Regions from separate parts of the Mus musculus genome. Here region 1 is linked to region 2. Evidence: chromatin loops called from intact Hi-C (ENCODE). Cell type or tissue: left cerebral cortex. All regions are shown on one strand. Links, peaks and the distances in the headings refer to the core of each region. The heading gives the core; the rest is flanking DNA.

What was found. Hi-C counts contacts between places; a loop is a spot of excess contacts. Peaks named below come from ENCODE experiments on the same cell type or tissue, not always from the same donor. Only the 100,000 strongest peaks of a DNase experiment are listed, where the experiment ranks them.
Region 1: it touches region 2 in a loop (3-fold over the local background); 5 of 42 quality-filtered maps call a loop at or near these places.

The regions. Positions count from the first base shown.
Region 1 is chr10:62,439,878-62,456,281 of GRCm38, forward strand. Supv3l1 (suppressor of var1, 3-like 1 (S. cerevisiae)) reads right to left here and starts at 9,861. Exons shown (of 15, transcript NM_181423.3): 1 at 9,538-9,861; 2 at 7,819-7,896; 3 at 7,147-7,254; 4 at 5,162-5,276; 5 at 3,518-3,686; 6 at 1,258-1,369. The coding sequence starts at 9,808. 4930507D05Rik (RIKEN cDNA 4930507D05 gene) reads left to right here and starts at 9,283. Exons shown (of 1, transcript NR_027926.1): 1 at 9,283-11,476. Vps26a (VPS26 retromer complex component A) reads right to left here. Exons shown (of 9, transcript NM_133672.3): 9 at 14,966-16,404. In left cerebral cortex, for the core only: no CTCF peak of the experiment used is centred there; DNase peaks (open chromatin) are centred at 9,645, 9,897 and 10,187; H3K4me3 peaks cover 2,093 bases; H3K27ac peaks cover 1,645 bases.
Region 2 is chr10:62,773,495-62,775,994 of GRCm38, forward strand. All of the region lies in intron 8 of Ccar1 (cell division cycle and apoptosis regulator 1), which reads right to left. Among named protein-coding and RNA genes, the nearest start is that of Snord98, 9.1 kb to the left of the region's middle. In left cerebral cortex, for the core only: no CTCF peak of the experiment used is centred there; no DNase peak of the experiment used is centred there.

The DNA of each region.
Region 1 (16,404 bases), core at 8,157-10,656, 330 kb before region 2:
TGGAAACCAGATTAAAAATTACTCATCATGTTAAGACAAATAGGCTAAAAAGCAGGAAGCAGAGAACATTTTGACTTTTGTGTGCCATTTGCATTGTAATACTATATGACTTTTAAAACACACTGAAAAACTTAAAACTATCTATTTGAAGAGTTGATTTTAAAAACAAAAGCAAGCTGTTAGTAAAACCATATGATCTTTACTATATTTAATATATTCACCTGAGTGCATACCCTACATATAAATAACAAAATCTGAATACTAACACAGAAAGTTAAGAAAATATATACCACAGGATTAATTAAAAATCATTGTTTGGGCTGGGCAGTGGTGGCGCACCCCTTTAATCCCAGCACTCAGGAGTCAGAGGCAGGCGGATTTCTGAGTTCGAGGCCAGCCTGATCTACAGAGTGAGTTCCAGGACAGCCAGAGCTACACAGAGAAACCCTGTCTCGAAAAACCAAAAAAAAAAAAAAAATCATTGTTTGGGGACAGATGGGATGGGAAAATTATAGATATTTATTTTCTTTGTTTACTTACACTTCAGTAGTTCCATAAATGAAGCCAGAAGCTCATTATATAATATAGACCTTTGTTTCCAGCACTGAGGCCTGAACCCAGGGCTTTGCACTTACAAGGCAAGTGCTCTACCACTGAGCTACATTCCCAACCCATGACAGAATGTAAACAACCTAAATATTCCTTAATAGGGGAATGAAGAATTTTTGTCATAAAAAAAGATTATGTAGCCGGGCGTGGTGGCGCACACCTTTAATCCCAGCACTCAGGAGGCAGAGGCAGGCGGATTTCTGAGTTCCAGGCCAGCCTGGACTACAGAGTGAGTTCCAGGACAGCCAAGGCTACACAGAAAAACCGTCTTGAAAAACCAAAAAAATAAAATAAATTATGTAACAGTTTATATGGATAAACCTATATGTTTAATATATATATATATATATATTAATAAGTAGACTATGTCTGACTTTTATATTTTGGAAGACAAAGTCTCACTATGTAGCCCAGCTGTCCTGGAATTCAGAGATCCACCTGCCACTGATCAACGATACGATTAAAGCACTGGGATTCTGTTTCATCCAAGACAAAGGAAAACAAGCACAGCAAGGTTTGCTGGAAAGGGGTAAGTATTTAGTCACCCATTTTCTCCTAGATTTTTCACTTTTCACCATAAAGTCCTATAACTTAAGCTTAACCATACTGAAACCCCCAATCCTAGTTTTCTGAACAGCAGATACATACAAGGAGTTGCAACATTGCACATCTCCACAGTGCAAGAGACATGGGTGGCTTGTTTCCCCTCAGGCTCCACTGTCAGCCGCTCTTCACCTGTCACCAAGTCACACGGCACACCCTGGAATGATAAAAAGAAACCCAGTCTTATCTCTGACTTAAAAATGGTAACAAAAAGCCAAGGTCTGAAAAGGATTCATTCCATTACTATCAAATGTATTCAAATAACCGAATCCACGACTCCCAATGTTTTTACTTCCACACTCCTCACACACAGCTAGCTACTCTGTTGTATACGTTAGATAAATCTGAAGAAATGTTCAATCAGAACCTTCAGCAGAGAGAGAAACTGTAGTGGTTCCTCTGTATCTTGAGCAGAGTCTCATGTAGCCCAGGCTGGCCTGAAACTAACTATATAACTAATGATGATTTGAACTCCCGATCGTCCAATTCCAAAGTTCTGGGATTATAGACATGCACCACGTGGCCCAGCCAACAGCTCTGGCTCTGGATTTGGTCAGTTTCCTTTGCAGTGGTGGGCAGTGAACCCAGGGCTTTGCTTAAGCCCGGCAAGTGCTCTATCACTGAGCTTTCTCTCGCCACATTACCATCTTTCAGTTTCTCTCTGCACATTTCAGCACTAATGGCGTTAGTTAACCCAGCGGACATGAACTGCTGCCATACTCAAGAACAACACTATGAGTGGAGCCTGAGACTAAAAGGACCCTGGTCTAACCCCCCACCCCCCAGAAGAAGCAACATCAGCGGTATGGTATACTGGGGTACTCAGTCAGGAATGCAAGGCTTTCCAGAATGAAGGCTGTTTTGTGCTCAATCTGAGAAAGTCTAGTCCACAAGTAACCTACAGTATTTAAAAAATAAAAAGGTTACAGGAGACAAAGACTGACTGAGGAATTCTGAGATTAGCATAAACTAGAAAATGGTCACAGCATGTGGGAACTTAGACGAGCTCCTAGGAGGGAAGAGGGAGGAGGTTACTTGACAAGCGACACAGGCACAAACATTTTAAGGTATTTCATACTTTACATCTGTGTATGTGTACCACAGTGGCTGAAGAGGGTGCTAGATCCCCTGGAGTGGGAGCCAGAGGCACTTTGTGAGCCACCCTACATGGGTCCTCAGATAGCGAGTACTCTTAAACAGTGGAGTTGTTTCTCTGGCCCAACAAAACTTGAATTTGAATATGAATTAAGTAGTAAATAATAGTGGACTATCAACTAAATATTCTTTCAGATAAATATGCTCTAGTTATGTTAACAAACTACAAAACAAAACAAAGCACCAGGTTTTTGTTGTGAAGAAAAACATGCACAATGTATACATAAAGAACCATGTGGGAGCCGGGCATGGTAGCGCAAGCCTTTAATCCCAGCACTCGGGAGGCAGAGGCAGAGGCAGATGCAAGTGAATTTCTGAGTTCGAGGCCAGCCTGGTCTACAAAGGCAACAGCCAGGGCCACACAGAGAAACCCTGTCTCAGCCGGGTGTGGTGACGCACGCCTTTCATCCCAGCACTTGGGAGGCAGAGGCATGCAGATTTATGAGTTCGAGGCCAGCCTGGTCTACAGAGTGAGTTCCAGGACAGCCAGGTTTATACAGAGAAACCCTGTCTTGAAAAGCCAAAAACAAACAAACAAACAAACAAAAAAAGAATTATGTGAGGCTGGGAAGATCGCTCAGTGATTAAGAGCACTGATTGTTCTTCCAGAGGTCCTGAGTTCAATTTCCAGTCACCACATGGTGGCTAACAACCATCTGTAATGGGATCCGATGCCCTCTTCTGGTGTTTCTGAAGACAGCTACAGTATACTCATATACAAAAAATAAGTAAATCTTAAAAAAAAAGACAGAAATGAAACATATGAGCTTTTGACAGCAGGCATCATATGATCTTCTGCAATTCTCTCTACAGAAAATATTCAGTAATACTTTATTTCATTCTCTGAACTAGGTCTTGTTTTCACCCCTGATGATCTTATTATGTTTTCTGAGACAGTAGCCCAGGCCTGCCTCCATGTTCCATGTGCTAGGATCCCAGGTCTTTTGTCACATTTCCTCTGAGCTAAGGATCCAGCAGGCATGTCAGTGCCATCACCTCTCTCTCTCACCTGCCAGCTCTCCGGTGCACAGAAACAGGCATTTCTGCCAACAGTGAGGGACTGTGCATTCCTTCCCCACAGAGTGTGCGCCTTCACCCCAAGAGAGAGAAGTTACTGGGGAAATGAGTGAATACCCTGTAGAGTACTGACAGCAGCATTGCTCTTCTCAAAGATCTCGTGCGCCAGCAGTTTTAGAGGACCGCAGTACACGCCAGAGGTCGCTGACAGGTATCTCTGGATGGCATGGTAAGTCTTCCCACTGTTGGTAGGGCCTGAGTGGAATATTATCTTCCGCTGTCTCGCTCTGGCTTCTGGGTACCTAAAATATGAGCAGATAAAGTGCTTAATTCTATTAGCCCTATAATCCATTCTAGCAGACAGTGTTTGAAAAACTCAATGAAGGCTGTATAACCCACCTTAAAAATAACAAGACTTCCAAGAGCAGCATTTACTGGAGGACAGGAACCTCAAATGCAAGTAAATGCTTTGGGTATCTCCTGTGTTCCCGGATTTAAGCTGCCACTGGTCCCACAGCTATGTTTCCATCACTCCCACAACTCTGAACCCAAAGACCCCAAAGCAAATACCCCCAGGCTTTGTCATTTCAGTATCAATAAATAAATACAGCCACCGAACCTCTGCTTCTGGCCACTCGGGCTGACTGGTGAGATGTACCCTATCACCATATGTAAACTCAAAACTGGGCAAAATATTGCAGCAACTGTTTGGGAAAGAAACAACAGGCAGTGAGGACTAACTCCCGCAGGAAGGGAGTAATGGAGATGGTCCTTATTGCATCCCACAGGACACAGGGAGGTGGCAACTGAGCCAAGAGCAACCGCTGCCCTAACAGGCAGCAGGTCAGCTGTAGAGCTGCCTTTAGCAGCTGAATTTAATTTTCTTTTCAAGACAGGGTTTCATGTGCCCTGCATTGGCCTCTAACTTGCCAGATAGTCAAGAATGACTCTTTTTTCGTTCTTTTTTCTTTCTTCTTTAGTTTGTTGCTGCTGTTGTTGTTGTTTTGTTTTTTGAGACATGGTCTCTCTATGTAGCCCTGGCTGTCTTGGAACTCTCTATGTAGACCAGGCTGGCCTTGAACTCATAGAAATCCTCCTTCTTCTGTCTCCTGAATGTGGGGACTAACAGCACCTCCACAAACAGCACCTTTGAATTCTTAACCATCCATCTGGCTCTACATCCCATATGGTGTCATGCTGTACTAGGGATCAAGTCCCTGTTAGAAACTGCTCTACCAACTGAACACAATCTCCAATCTGGATTGAGGCAGCTGGAACTTAAATGGCCAAATGTGAAAGAGCAGAGATGATGAAGAAAGTGGAGTCCTCAAGTCACCATGTGTGGTGTGTCAGGGTGGTGGTTCTGTGGCGTTTTGGCTAAGGGTTGGGCTAGACCTACATAAGGTTAGAACTGGTAAGGTCTAGAGAACAGCTCCCAGGATTTGGGCAGAGTATGTCAAAGATACCACAGTGCTAGCCATGGGGAAAGAACGATTGACATCCAGGCAGTCAGCTAACGACGCATCAGAACTTAGGACAACCTTGAAAAAGAGCTCCATCAGAAATCCACCCCAAGAAAACCTCAGCCTACGTTCCAACAGGAGGAAAGGAACACACCAGTAACATGTCTGAGAGAACCAATTCCTCGGTTATTGTGTTTTGTCTTTGGGGCAAACAAAATTTAAACTCTATGATTTGTTATCTAGTATAAAATAAAAGCATCAACATTAGTTTCCCCAAATTAGAAAACTCGGAGTCAGTAAATAAAAGAACTAACCAGTTGGGTGGTATCCTCAAGTCACTGATTTTACGTAGATCATCCTTGCATTCCAATACAGGAAATATTTGTTTGGCATGTCTCAAGAAAAATGGAAATAAATCGTCCACATGAGCTGTAAGATAGCATCATACATTAGCACGCTCACTCAGTAAGATACTCATAACTAAACCTCCATCTTGCAGTCCTGCCAGCACAGAAACCCCTGTACCATGGAAACCATTTCTTCTCAGTGGGTACTGCCTGGACTGTAGAGCAAAGCCTGGAGCAAGAGGCCCCCTCCTGTCCCCTTCCCTAGGACCCCACACTCTATTCCTTCCTTCTCCAAACCTCTCAGGTCTGGCAAAACAAAACACTAGCTGCCACCCATCAGGCTCTAAGCTCTTCAGTGTGAATATGCAAAGGTTAGCACTGCAGGAGATAAACACACACAGCCTGGACATTAGAGGGACAGGAACTTCTTTTTGTGAAATGTTTTGGACAGTGTTGCTGTTGGGGCTGGAACCCAGGAGTTAATACAGACTAAGCCCAGGATCAAACCCTGAGCTACCCCACTCCAACTCAGTAACTTTTTTTTTTTTTTTAATGTCAAAGACCACAGAGAAGCAACTAAGTTTTCTGCACACCTGCAGTGGCTCTGAGAGAAAAGTAGCATATGTCTCACTTGGCTATTTATCAGGTTCTCCTTCAGTGTCTGTTACAAGCTAAAGATCTAAGTGTCAAACACATTTAACACTATAATTAAGGTACCAGGACACCCATGGAAACCAAACAATAAGCTTCCTACTTTGTTTCTGTGTTGAGACAGGGCCACTCTATAACCCAGGCTGGCCTGGAATTCAAAGAAATCCTGCCTCAGCCTCCAAAGGGATGGGACAAAGTGGGCCACCATGCCTACTGCTTTGTTTTTCTTTCAGGACAGAACTTTTACAAAGGAGAGAGAATCCAATAGTAGAAACAGATGAAAGGTGCCGTGTGCTAATTCTATTCCATTCATGCTGCTCTCTATGCTAACAGAGCAGAGGATGATGATCAAAGACAGCCTATGTCGGACTTACTAACTGATGCAGGGATTCGATGGACAGGCACAGTGACTTAGTTATAGAGTACAATGCCAGGACCTATTCTAAAACAAGGAAGCTCTGCTAGCTACAGAAATAAATGAGAAGTAACAAAAAGCACCCCCACTAATATTCCTAAAATTCTCAGGGCTTGAGAGGTGGCTCAGAGAACATGAATGTTCCCCGTGCAAGCATGAGGACCTGAGTTCAATCCCAGCACACACCTAAAAAGCTGGGTGAGGCTGCCAAGCACATCTTTAACCCCAGCTTTGGAAGGGGAAGGGGCAGGGAGACAGGAGGATTTTGGAGGCTTGCTGGCCACCAGACCAACTCCAGGGTTAGTGAGAGTCAGTGGTGGAGCAGGACCCTGCTGTCTTCCTCTTATTTCTGCATGTGCACCCAAAGGAACACACAGGCACACATAAAACACACACACACACAATCATTTCTTTAAAAAATCTTCACAGTGGGCTGGAGAGATGGTCCAGTGTTCAAGGTTGCTTTTCCAGAGAACCCAGGTTTGGTTCCCAGCACCCACAAGGCAACTTACGACCATCCGTAACTCAGGTTCCAGGGGGTCTGACTCCTTCCTCTGGCCTCTGCAGGCATTTCATGCATGTAGTGCAAACAGAACACCCATACACATAAAATAAAAATAATTAAAAAAAAATCCTCTCAGCAGGCCAATGACATGGCTCAGCAAGGGAAGGGAGTGTCATACAGTCCCTGAAACCTACAACTGGAAGGAGAACAGACGCCCTAAAGTTGTCCTCTGACCTCCAAATGAGTGTCACGGCATACACGCATACTCCTCTTCTCTTCTCCTCCACCTCTTCTTCCTTCTCCTCCCCTCAACTCTATCATCCTCCCTCCGGCTCTCACACACACAAAATAAATGTTTTTAAAAGCTCTCTAAGCACTTGCCTGCACTGAAGCAGATATCATTCAGGACAATGTGAATGTCCACGTCCAGAGAATGGGATTGCATAATGTAATTCCTGAAGCTTATGAAAGCCTGGTGGAAGAGACGAGCTGTGGAAAACATAAAACCAAAGCATACAAGGCTTAGTCTTTACTTAGCTCTCACTGTCAAGTATACAAATGCCACAGCAAACCCCAGCCCCTATCAGCGTTTTGGTAGCACAGCTGGCTTTTCACAAGCTGAGCTAAAACTGAAACTACACAGGACAGACACTAAGGCAGGCTGAACACGCACTCCTGTACTGTGGAGTCTGGCTGGCAAGCTGGGCTTGTGAGTCCCCCAGAAGACAAGGAGAGGGACTTTTCTTCAGACTATAATACACATAACAAAGTACAATGCAAAATGTGACAGTTCTATGAAGATGTTACTGGCAGAGATGCAGAGAGAACTCTGTGGTTAAGAACAGTGGCTGCTCTTCCATGGAAACCAAGCTTGATTCTCAGCATCCGAATGGTGGCTCACAGGCATCTCTAACTCCAATTCCAGAGCATCTAATACTCTCTGTCATGGGCACTGCACAAAAGTAGCTATGGACATACATGTAGGAAAAATACTCACACACATAAATTGATAAAAACTGTTCAAAATAACTCTCAAAAAATTGTCAGCCTTACCATCAAGTCCATAGTCAGCACTCAGCTTTTGAATTTCTTGCCTCTTATAAAACTTGTCTAAGATCTTCTTTACTTCATCTAAAAAAGAAATATAAGTTTTTTTAAAGATTTATTTATTTATTTATTTTATGCATGAGTACACCACCATTGGTCTCTTTAGATACACCAGACCCCATTACAGATGGTTGTGAGCCACCATGTGGTTGCTGGGAATTGAATTCAGGACCTGAAGAGTAGTGAGTGCTCTTGTAAGCCATCTCTCCAGACCCTATAAAAGATTTTTTTTTAACAATTGTTTACCAATTTAGACAAATCTACAACAAAAGGAATTTGAAGTCATAATACTAAAGGCCGGGGCCTCAGGAATGCTTTGAGAGTGTGAAGCTTTGGGCTACTGTGCAATGGAGTAAGAAAAATGACAAGAGTACAGCAATGCACCATCCCTGACAGACCACAGACACACAAGGAGAGAGCCAGTCCCCCTCCCCCCACCCCCACAGAGTCACCATCAAACCTCCCCTTGTGCCCAAAGCTCTTCTTGAGTAACCAAGAAAAGGCAAGTCCTGCTATGAGAGGCAGATGTAATTCACTACTAAGAGCAGTGTTAGCAACGGTAGCCTGTGCAGTAATTAATGACAATCCCCAGTCTGAGAACAGCTCGAGCTTATCTTGAGGAGGGAAAAAGTAGAGGGAAAGGAAGGGGAAGAGGAGGAGTACTACCTTGTTAGTTGATTTCACAGTACTGGGAAATGACCCCACGGCACTGCGTGCTTGGCAAGGCATATATCCCAGGGTTATATCTTCAAGCACATTAAAAAAGAACACTCTGCTGCCTGGAGGTGCAGGTAGCCCAGGCCTTTGATCCAGGGACTCGGCAGGCAGACACAGGCCTATCTCTGTGAGTCTGAGGCCAGCCTGGTCTACAGAGCACATTCCAGGACAGCCAAAGCCACACAGAGAAACCTTGTTTAATTTTTTTATTTTGAAATAGGACCTCTCTTAAGTTTTCCAAGCCTGTTTTGAACTCATTCTGTAGCCCAGGCTGGTATTGAACTTGCCATCCTCTGCCTCTGACTCCCAACATGAAGCCTATATTTTAAAGTCACAATAGGAAGCATCAATATTGCTTGTTGAAGAGCCAGGAAGACAGCTTGTGCCTAAAAGAAATGTGGTTTTCTTTCAGTCTCTAAGAATGTCATTTGGTGAAAAGAAACCTTTCACCCTCCCATTGTCAAGCTCACCCAAATGCAGGTAGGACAAAACTCACTTCAACCCAGTGATGCTAAAGGTTTTTTTTTTATTCATCTCTGGAACCTGGGACGATACTACTTTTTGGCAAAGACAGTTTTATCAACTTTTATCTTGTATTTAAATTCAGGTCTGTCTCGTGGGAGAGTAAATTTATTGAGAAATCCGGATCTGAGACCCGTTGTCTTGGCAACCAGATGGAATTTTAACATCGTTAGACATCCACATCAGGTCAATGGCAAGTCCTCACTGTTTAATCCCTCCATGAGGACTCTAGGAGCACAAGCGGCGCACCACTTAGGGACAAAACTCTTAACCTCCTCGACCGAAGAGAACGGTCAATGTCAACTACAGAAGAGACTAAATATGACTTAGGCTCGGGTGCTAAGGGCTCCAAAAAGGAACAGACATTGCACTATGTAGGCCCAGGCTGCAGACCCTGCCGCTCTGCCGGGAGGCTCCAGCACTCACTCTTGTCTAGAGGCCGAGTGAGCTCCGCGCCCACGTCGCCATCGGCGCTGGGACCCTGAGGCTTCACCGTCAGCGGCACGAACAAGGACGTGTTCGGGGCTTTGGAGCCACCAGAGGCAGAGGAGGAGGCGGCCAAGCAGGGAACGCGTCCTGAAGCCCCCGGGAACGACCCCACGAGAGCGCGAAGGGCGGAGCAAGGGGCCGCCCGGGGCCCAGCCCCGCGCCCCGCCGGGAGCCGAGCCCACAGCAAGGTACACCGAGGCAAGGACATTGAGGCCGCGGCTCGAATGGAGCCGGGGAAAATCCGGACCACTGGCGCCGCTCGGTGACGTAGCTCCGGCGCCCGCGGAGCGAAAGGACCCAGAGAGACACAGGGCTGCCCCCGCGTGCGCCTGAAGGAAAAGGAGATGGAAGGGTTGGGAGCGCGCCTCTTCGTGGGAGCACGACCTCTGTACGTTACAGTGGCAGAAACGAGCTCCCATCCTCTCACTCTTTCTGCGGCAATTGGCAGCGTCTTTCTCGAAAGAAGGGAAAGTAATCAGGCATCTTAAGGGATGTTACAGATGCGCGGAAGGGAACCGTACAAGCGTCGTCATGTGACCAAACTGTCTATCCTGCATCATGTGGCTTCAAACGCTAAAGTGCATTTCCAAGAAGATTGGTGCATTAATATCCGTAGTTTCCTGATAGGATAACGTTAGAGGACGTAGCTTGATCTGCTACAGATCAAGACGGGTTGCAGAGAAATCCGGTTGTACGATAACTGGCGCTTACGTGACACGTGTGTCAATACACGTGCTTCTCTCCTTGGTGCTAGGGCTCCATGTAGGGGCCATGAGCAAGCTAGGCATGTGCTCCACCATGAGCTGCAGAATTCAGTTAACGTGAGCAGTTTGTACTCCTCGCATCTCGAAAGTTATAACCACAAAGTATGCTCTGTGTACCTGGTTAAAGTTTGATCTTACTCCTATCTACTACAGCACTCGGTCCCACCCGAGTTGTAAGGAAAGAGGTGCCTCTGTTCGTTCCGTCTGGGCGTGACCATTCAGTTCTTGGCCGGCCAAACACTAGGAGGGAAGCCATGTGTGGCGACGTTCCCTCAGTCCTCTGCCGAGAGGTCCCCAACACCATCTAGTTTCTGAGTTCAGGAGCCGTTCGGTTTTTAGAAAATTGGACCCAGTAACAACTTCGTTCGTTCGGTGTCTGGTGGTCCTCATTCCAACCCGCGCCATCGGTCAATCCTCTGTCTCTATCCCTTCTTGACAAGTTTTCTGATTTCAGAAAATGAGTTGCGGGATATGGCTTCGGAGTCAAAGCTCTAAAACCATCTGGTGCTAAGTCAAAACCCTCAAAGTTCGGACCCTGAACTCGAATGGCCTTCCTTCTCTGAAATTGATCGAGGGTCTTTCGATCTCAACTGCACTTATTCTATCCGCAGAGTCTGCAGTAATAATATGGGTAGGCCTCCTTGAGAACCCTCCTTGGTGAGAGGCTCATGGGTTTGGTTCATTTGGCAAACGAACAAGGTCAGGTTTATTGGTGCAGCTCTTGGACCAAGGACCCATGATGGACGATTCTTAAGAGTCCTGAGCAAGGGGAAAGGTTGTGTGTCAGACAAGAGCTGGCTTTTTTTTCCCCATGTAAGGTCATGACTCAAGTGCCTGGTGATCATTCAGGAGAAGGGCTGTGGCTACCTGGAACTCGGTTTCGGCACCATCGGTGGGGGTGGGGCTGTAGCGAGCTGGAGCCTAACACCTGGGTTAAGACTTTGTCCTTGGGCTGGAGAGATGATGGTTCCGTGGTTAAGAGCACTAGCTGCTCTTGTAGAGACTTGGGCTCCCAACTGTCTGTATCTTCTGTACCCCCTCACACAGACATGCAGTCAAAGCACCAATGTATATAAAATTTAAAAATTAAATTAAAAAAAATGTTGAGCTGGAGTGTTGGCTCAGTGTGTTAAGAGCACTTGTTGAAAGAACGCAGGTTTGATTCCCACATGGAGGCTCACCACATCCTCAAGTTCCCGCACCTGTAGTGCAGGCACACATGAAGACAAAACACTCATACACATAAAATAATCTAAAAGTAAAAAATAAAAAACAAAAATTGTCAGCCCCTAGTCCCGAGATAAAGTCCACCCGCCTTCAGCTCCTCAGACTCCACTACCTGTTTTTGTAACCAGGCTCCATTTACCTCATCCACTAGAACCCTGATGAAGCAGTCACGCCCATATTCCAGTACTCAGATTCTACCTTCAAGTTCATCATCCAGGCCTCCAGCTAGGACAGCGCATCCATCCTAAACCCTCTGCTTCTCATTAGACCACCCCAAGTCTGCTTCCAGACTCACTACAGGGAAGAACCCTCCCCAGACCTTTTCTTGCCTGTCCCTCCACAAAGTTGTTCCTTCTTTGCAGATAAAGCGTTGAATGTGCAAGGGAGGGGAGCAGAGGCCAAGGTGAACAGCGATGATCTTTGTTAATGCTCAACCATCAACCTTTACAAATGAAAACCTCAGAACCTTTCTGTTGTGTCTGGCCAGTAGATCACAAACTGGGTTCTAGCCTGGAAAGGCATTTTGGAAACCTGGAAGAGAAGAGGGGCTGGGCTGCGCGAGATAAGGAAGGAACCAAGACAAAGCTCTCTGCTCAAGATTCAATTTTTACTATTTCGGCACTCAGTTATAAAGCAGGGGAAGGGGGCCCAATTCCCGCCAAATAATCTCGGGGTCCAGTAGCAGGGTGATCACGTGTGTGGCTCCAAACAGCAAAGCCGCACGTTCCAGCAGTGAGCGTGGCAGAACGATTGAGCGGGAAGCTCCACCCCTGAGCAAGCAGGTTTCAGGCTGGGGGAGGGGAGACTACACCTTTCTTTTCTTACTTTCTCTTCTTTTTGTTTAGGTTTTCTGTTGTTTTGTTTTGTTTTTTGAGACAGGGTTTCACTTTTGTAGCCCTGGCTGTCCTGGAACTCACTTTGTAGATCAGGCTGGCTTCAAACTCACAAAGATCCCATCTGCCTCTGCCTCCCAAGTGCTAGGATTAAAGGCATGCATCACCACATCTTGGTGAACTCGTTTTCTGAAGACTCTCAGGATCTGATAAATCACCTTAGTTCTGATAGGTTATTTCTCTGCCGGTGAAATGAGCCAAATCAATCCAGATTATAGTAAAGGCAGGTTTATTGGAAAGCTGTTCTTTGGCGATTTCACTGTCCACAGGGACTAAGGCCAGGGAGTCACCATTGAGGGGTGGATAGAGAAAGGGCTTTCAGAGAGTGGGTGAAGGGGAGGAGAAGTATACAGAGTTCTCTTGTTGTCTGTCTCAAGGATAGGAGAGCTGGTCTTTGACTTAGTGACAACCAGAAGGCAACCTGGGGTATATCACATTGCTTTTCAGGGAGCAACCCATTACCCTCCTCACCTGTTACATGAGCAGTATTAATCCCTTCCCTGGGATAATACTGACAGTTCCAGTAAGTTTTATCCTCTGTCTTTTGTCTATAAGCCTACTCTCCCTCCTTTCTTCCTAGAACAAGAGTTCTCCAGCCATATAAGCACGTACATTCCTGGGCCTATCTCCTCCTCCCTGTGCTCAACTCAAAGAGGCTCGTTTTCAGTATTGCCTTCTCCAGTCTGGTCCCTTTGACCCTTTGATTCCCAGAGTTAGGTAAACTTTTCTCCATAATGGGGACCAACTATTCCAACCAAGTCTCCCCTATGATGCAGTATTAAATCTCCCCACAGTTTTAGAGAAAATTACAGTGTTACCCTCATTAAGGAAAAACTGTTTTTGTGAGGTCAGTTGGCCTTCATGTAAAGTAAGCTGGCCAGCAGCAGGCTCCCTGGACCCCACCACTGCCCAAGCCATCTGGCTAAAGGTCAGAGGGACCCCAGAACACCTCAATCTGTTTCTTTATATTGACCATTGGCTAACCATTGTACAAAATCCCCATGCCTGGCTCAGAATCTGTGCCCTCCAACACTCTCCCACTCTCCTAGTCTGGAGTGTACACCCCCCCCCCCCCTTTGGAACCCTTTGTTAGTTCACCCCCCTTGGAAACAAGACTCTCCCTCTGCCTTACAATTCTCACCCTACTCCAGGCTCCCCCACCCCTCCCCAATTAACTCTACATCCCTCCTCTTCCTCTTTTCTTTCTCTTTGTCCACCTTCCCCAATGTTGAACTTAAAAAAAATGAGATCAAAAAAAAAAAAAAAAAAAGAAGAAGAAGAAGCCAAGTGATGGTAGTATATACCTTTGACTCAAGAGTATGTCTCAAGTTTCAGGCCAACCTGGTCTACAAAGAGTTCTAGACAACCCGAGTCTAAATGCTGAGACCATGTCTCAAACAAAATAAAACAAAACAAAAACTCCAACCAAGAAAACAAACAAAAAACTGAGGTTCCCAGGACAACCTTACTAGAATTTGAGTGGAGCAAGGTGTATGGAATTGGACATAACTAGGGTGAAGATGTATTCTGCAATGTAGAATCTGGCCATGATGTAAGAAGCCAAGTACTAAGATTTTCAGAACATCCAAGTATTTAAAAATAGAAAGGTACCTGTTTTCCTCACTATGCATAAGGGTGAAAAACTTTAAATCTGTAAAGTCTCTGCAGAGGTATATGCCACTGGAGGATGCTTTCATAAATGATCAGCAGTTAACCCGACATAAACAAACCAGGAGGTAGAGGGGCGGATTAGAGTTAGCCTCTGTTGACAGAGTGCTTGCTCAGCATGCTGCTTAAGATGCTCAAAGCCTTGGGTCATGAAGTCTAAGCACCATGTAAACCAGGCATGGTGGTGCAAGCCTATAATACCAACACAGGGCGGCAGAGACAGAGGACCACAAGTTACAGATCATCTTGGTGTGTAAGTTCAAAGCTAGCCTGGACTACAAAACCCTATTTTATTATTGTTTTCTTAAATGTATTTTAAGGTCATCCTCAGCTATATAGTGAATTTGAGATCAGTCCTGGCTGTAGAGACCAACCTAAACAAAACAAGAAATGTGATTACTGTCTCTTCAATCCTGGATAATCTTGTTTTTATGTTAATGCCCCAATATATGAAAAACAATCTTTTTTTAGATGGGGGTCTCGTTACACAGCTCTAGCTAAGCTGGAACTCACTATGTAGACCAGGCTGACCCTGAGGTAGTCCTCCTACCTCTGTAACACACATGCTGGGACTATACGTATGCAGCACAACTCCCATTAGAGTCTGATTTTACCGTCTAGGTGAGATCTAGGTGTGACCGTTTTTCTAAAGCTCCTGAAGTGATCCTGGCATGTGACTAAGATTGAGATTATCTATGACACTATATTCTGCAGGGGGCAAACAGATTTAGCCTATAGTTAACTTTTTTATTTATCAAGTTTTGACTGAAATCCCCAAATTTTAAGTTGGTTATGCATCAGAAAAGAATCAAATGGAATGAATAAGCATTTTATATGAGTTTTAAGCAAATTAATTAAAAGCATTATATAACTACTTAAAACTGAAGCTGGAGAACCCAGAGATGGTTCAGTGGTCAACAGCACTGGCTACCTTGGTTCTGTTCCCAGCACCCCCATGGCCGCTCACAAACACCTGTAATTTCAGCTCCAAGAGATCTAATGCTCTCTTCTGCCCTCCTTGGGCACTGCCCACATGCCTGCACAGACATACTTGCAGCCAAAACAGCAATACATATAAAATAAATAAAACCTAAAAAAACAAAGCAAAACAAAACCTTAACAAACCTGAAGCTAGTACTACTAATAAAAGTTCACTGTTGTGACTGTCTTCCTAACCACTGGGCAATGCTGTAATGACAAGATTTGAGAATAAAGTCATTTTATTTAAACTACAAACTTAAGTTTCTGTTTCAAATTATTTATTTTATATATCATGGTTGCACAACTTGAGGCTGGTTAAATACAATTGTTTTTCAAAATCTCCTTGAATATTTCCTAGATTATACATGCAAGTGACCATGAAAATATTTGGCATTTTGAAACTTTGAGACTCTGAACAGGCACTTACATGAAGGAGAACATGGCCGTCCTTAGAAACCCACATTGACAATAGCTGCTCCAGGACGTGGTATGTGAACCTTTGGCCAGGGCTGGTTGCTGGCCATTTTATCAAAGTGCCATCATAGTAAAAAATAGGTTTAAGGAAACATAAGTTGGGCTGTTGAGCTTCCTAGAAAGTAAAGTTAACTGACAAACCTGTACTGAGGTGTATCAAGGAACACTGGTACAGAAACCAACAAGCCCTGAGTGAGAGTGGCCCCCACACAGGCTTCCTCCTGCCCCATACGCCTCAGTTGTGTGTCTGTGCTCAGCTGACTGCAGCCTTCTTTTCAGAGAATGGTATGAATTTAGTGTTTTTTGTTCTGTTTGGTTCGGGTTTTTTTAAATAGACTACGTGAAGTCAAGTTTGAACTAGCCAATATTCCAGTTAACAAGAAATTGTCCGGCTATGGACACTTCGGCTGGTTCTCCCAAGCTCTCTCATTCCTAGGTGACGATTTGCATACACATGGAAAGTAGTCCTTAAATTAAAAAATATATACATGTTTCAAAGTCTTTATGGAAAAAAAATGATACAGGTTTAACAAGTTCTAAAATGCCAATGTGTCAACTCCACACTGCAGAACCTACATGATGATACAGAAAGTCATAGCAAACGTGGTCAATAAGGGGCAAGAGGGCCACGATGACAAACCATGTCATCCCTGGGGTGACAATCTTTCATATACCTCAGAGATCCCAAAGATTAAAATTCAGGAGGCTGTGAATGGTAGACCCAGAAGTGCCTACCATGTAACACCAGGTTGGTTTCTGATCCACATGTAAAAATAAACACAATTCTCAAAAATACT
Region 2 (2,500 bases), core at 1-2,500:
CAGGGTCATATAGAAGATATAGTAAAGTCTTAACTTCATCACTCTTATGCAGTAGCTTGTTTAAGGAACAAGTACACAAAGGGCTGAGCATATAGTTCAGTGGTAGAGTGCTTGTCTAGTATCCATATGGCCCTGATGCTGGTGCCCAGGACTACCATTCTCTACACTATCCTCTACCCCACTAAACTCAGCAGCAGCAATTGCAAAAATCAATTGAGTATAAAATGATCAACACCTTAAAACGTAAGAGAGCACCATGATAAGGAAAAAGGACAGGAAGAAGGAAAAAGAATCTCGTTGCCAACACTGGAGAACACGAACACAGAAACTCCCTATTCTAGAGTTAGTAAAAAAGTCTATACCCTAAAAAATAACAACAGGTATTCCTTGACAGAGGAAATGTACATAATTTTTTAACAAAATAGAATCGCCTAAAGGAAGTTGGCAAGCATGTTTTGCAAATGACCAGGTCACAGATACTCAGAGAGGTAGAGGTGTGTATATGTGTTTTTGTGTGTGTGTGTGTGTGTGTGTGTGTGTGTGTGTGTGTGTGTGAGTGAGAGAGAGAGGGGGAGGGGAGAGAGAGCGCACTTTTAAAATGTAAACTCCATTTTTATCTTAAGCAAACTGTGGGCTCAAATTCTAGCCTACAATTTGCCAACACCTGATATATACACACTAAATCAATGAGTACTATGGAATAAGATAGGCAGAGAATATTAAAATACCATTGGGGTATTATTGATTTACAGGAAGAAAAGGGATTCAGTTAAACCAGAGAAATCTATGGCTATTGATGATAATCAAATCCAGCATCAGTAACACTGGAGAACTGAAAGCATCTAACATAACAACTCAGCATAAATTACAAAGCACTGGCCATAACCAATTCTAGCCAAAGCATTTAGACTTATGCCTCAATTTCTAAGACAAAGGAACAAAGTAAAAATCACACAAAGAATCAAAACAAAACAACATTCCAAAAGAATACATAAGAGGTATTGAAGAAATTCAAAATAAATAAATATAAATTTTTAAAAATTCTGGTGTAGCAGAACATGCCCATAATCCCAGCCATTGGAGAAGTAGAGGCAGAAGGATCTAGAATTCAAAATTATGCTTGGCTACAAAGTAAATTCAAGGCCAGCCTGGGCGATATGAAACCCATCTTAAATAACAAAAGGTAGACAACAATAAAAACCATGGGGCATCATAGGGCAAGTGACATGACTCAGCAAGTGGGTGGCCTACTAGACACACAAGCTACTAGAATCTTAAAAAGGTACGAGAAAAATAAAAACTCTTCTGCAAAGTTACCCTCTGACCTACACATGTGGACTATTGGCAAATATGTCTACACTCAGTACAAACAGTACAGAGGGAGCCGGCGAGACAGCTTATGGTGGAGAGCACTGGCTGCACTTCCAGAGGTCCTGAGTTCAATTCTCAGCAACCACATGGTGGCCCATGACCATCTATAAAGGGATCTGATGCCCTCCTCTGGCATGCAAACATATATACATACATACATACATACATACATAGCACTCATTTTTTTAAAACTTAATTAACTAAAATAAATAATAACCAGGGAGCTGGGGAGATGGATTAGCAGTTAAGAGCACCACGGGCTTCCAGGACTCAATTTCAATTCCTAGCACTCATAAGGCAGCTCACATCTGTAACTCCAGTTCTAGGAGATCCAATACCTTCCTATGGCCTCTAAGGGCACTGGGTATGCACATGTTGCACAGACATAAAACAAAAATAAATCTAATGAACTTTCATATGACCCACTTATACAACTCTATGTACACACCCATGTTTATAGCTACACTACTCACAAGTCATAGGAAATAATGCTCACCAACAAACACGTAAAAATGTAGCATGTGTGTGTGTGTATGTATGTGTATGCATATATATATATATATATATATATATATATGTATGTATATATATATATACATATATATATATATATAAAATTTTATACAACCATAAAGGAAAAATGAAATCATGGTATGAGAAATAAATAACTGATCAATCAAAAATCATATGCCATTGAAAATGTGCAAAGATTAAAAACAACAAATACTGTATGGTTTTTCTCATATGCAGAAGCTCAATTTAAATGTGTGTATGTTTATATTGTATTTAACAAAAATATAAAAGATTGAGAGGAGAAAAAGGGAACTCTAGTGAAGATCGGACAATGAAATCCATGCAGGAGGACATCAGAAAGAGGGACTGAAGAATCATCTAGTGGTTGGGGGAGACCTCACAGAGGGCAGCTGGAAGAGCATGAGAATAATGTATGACACTTATGTATGCTGAGGCATACATAATTATCCATGTTATGAGTATATACTCCAAACATTAGAAAACAAAAAGAAAAACCACTCCAGGTTGCACTGGTTAGCATTCTTGTCAATTATCATCTTGGAAGAGGGGACTGCAGCGTCTCTAGCCAGGCAGTGAAGGCGCACGTCTTTAATCC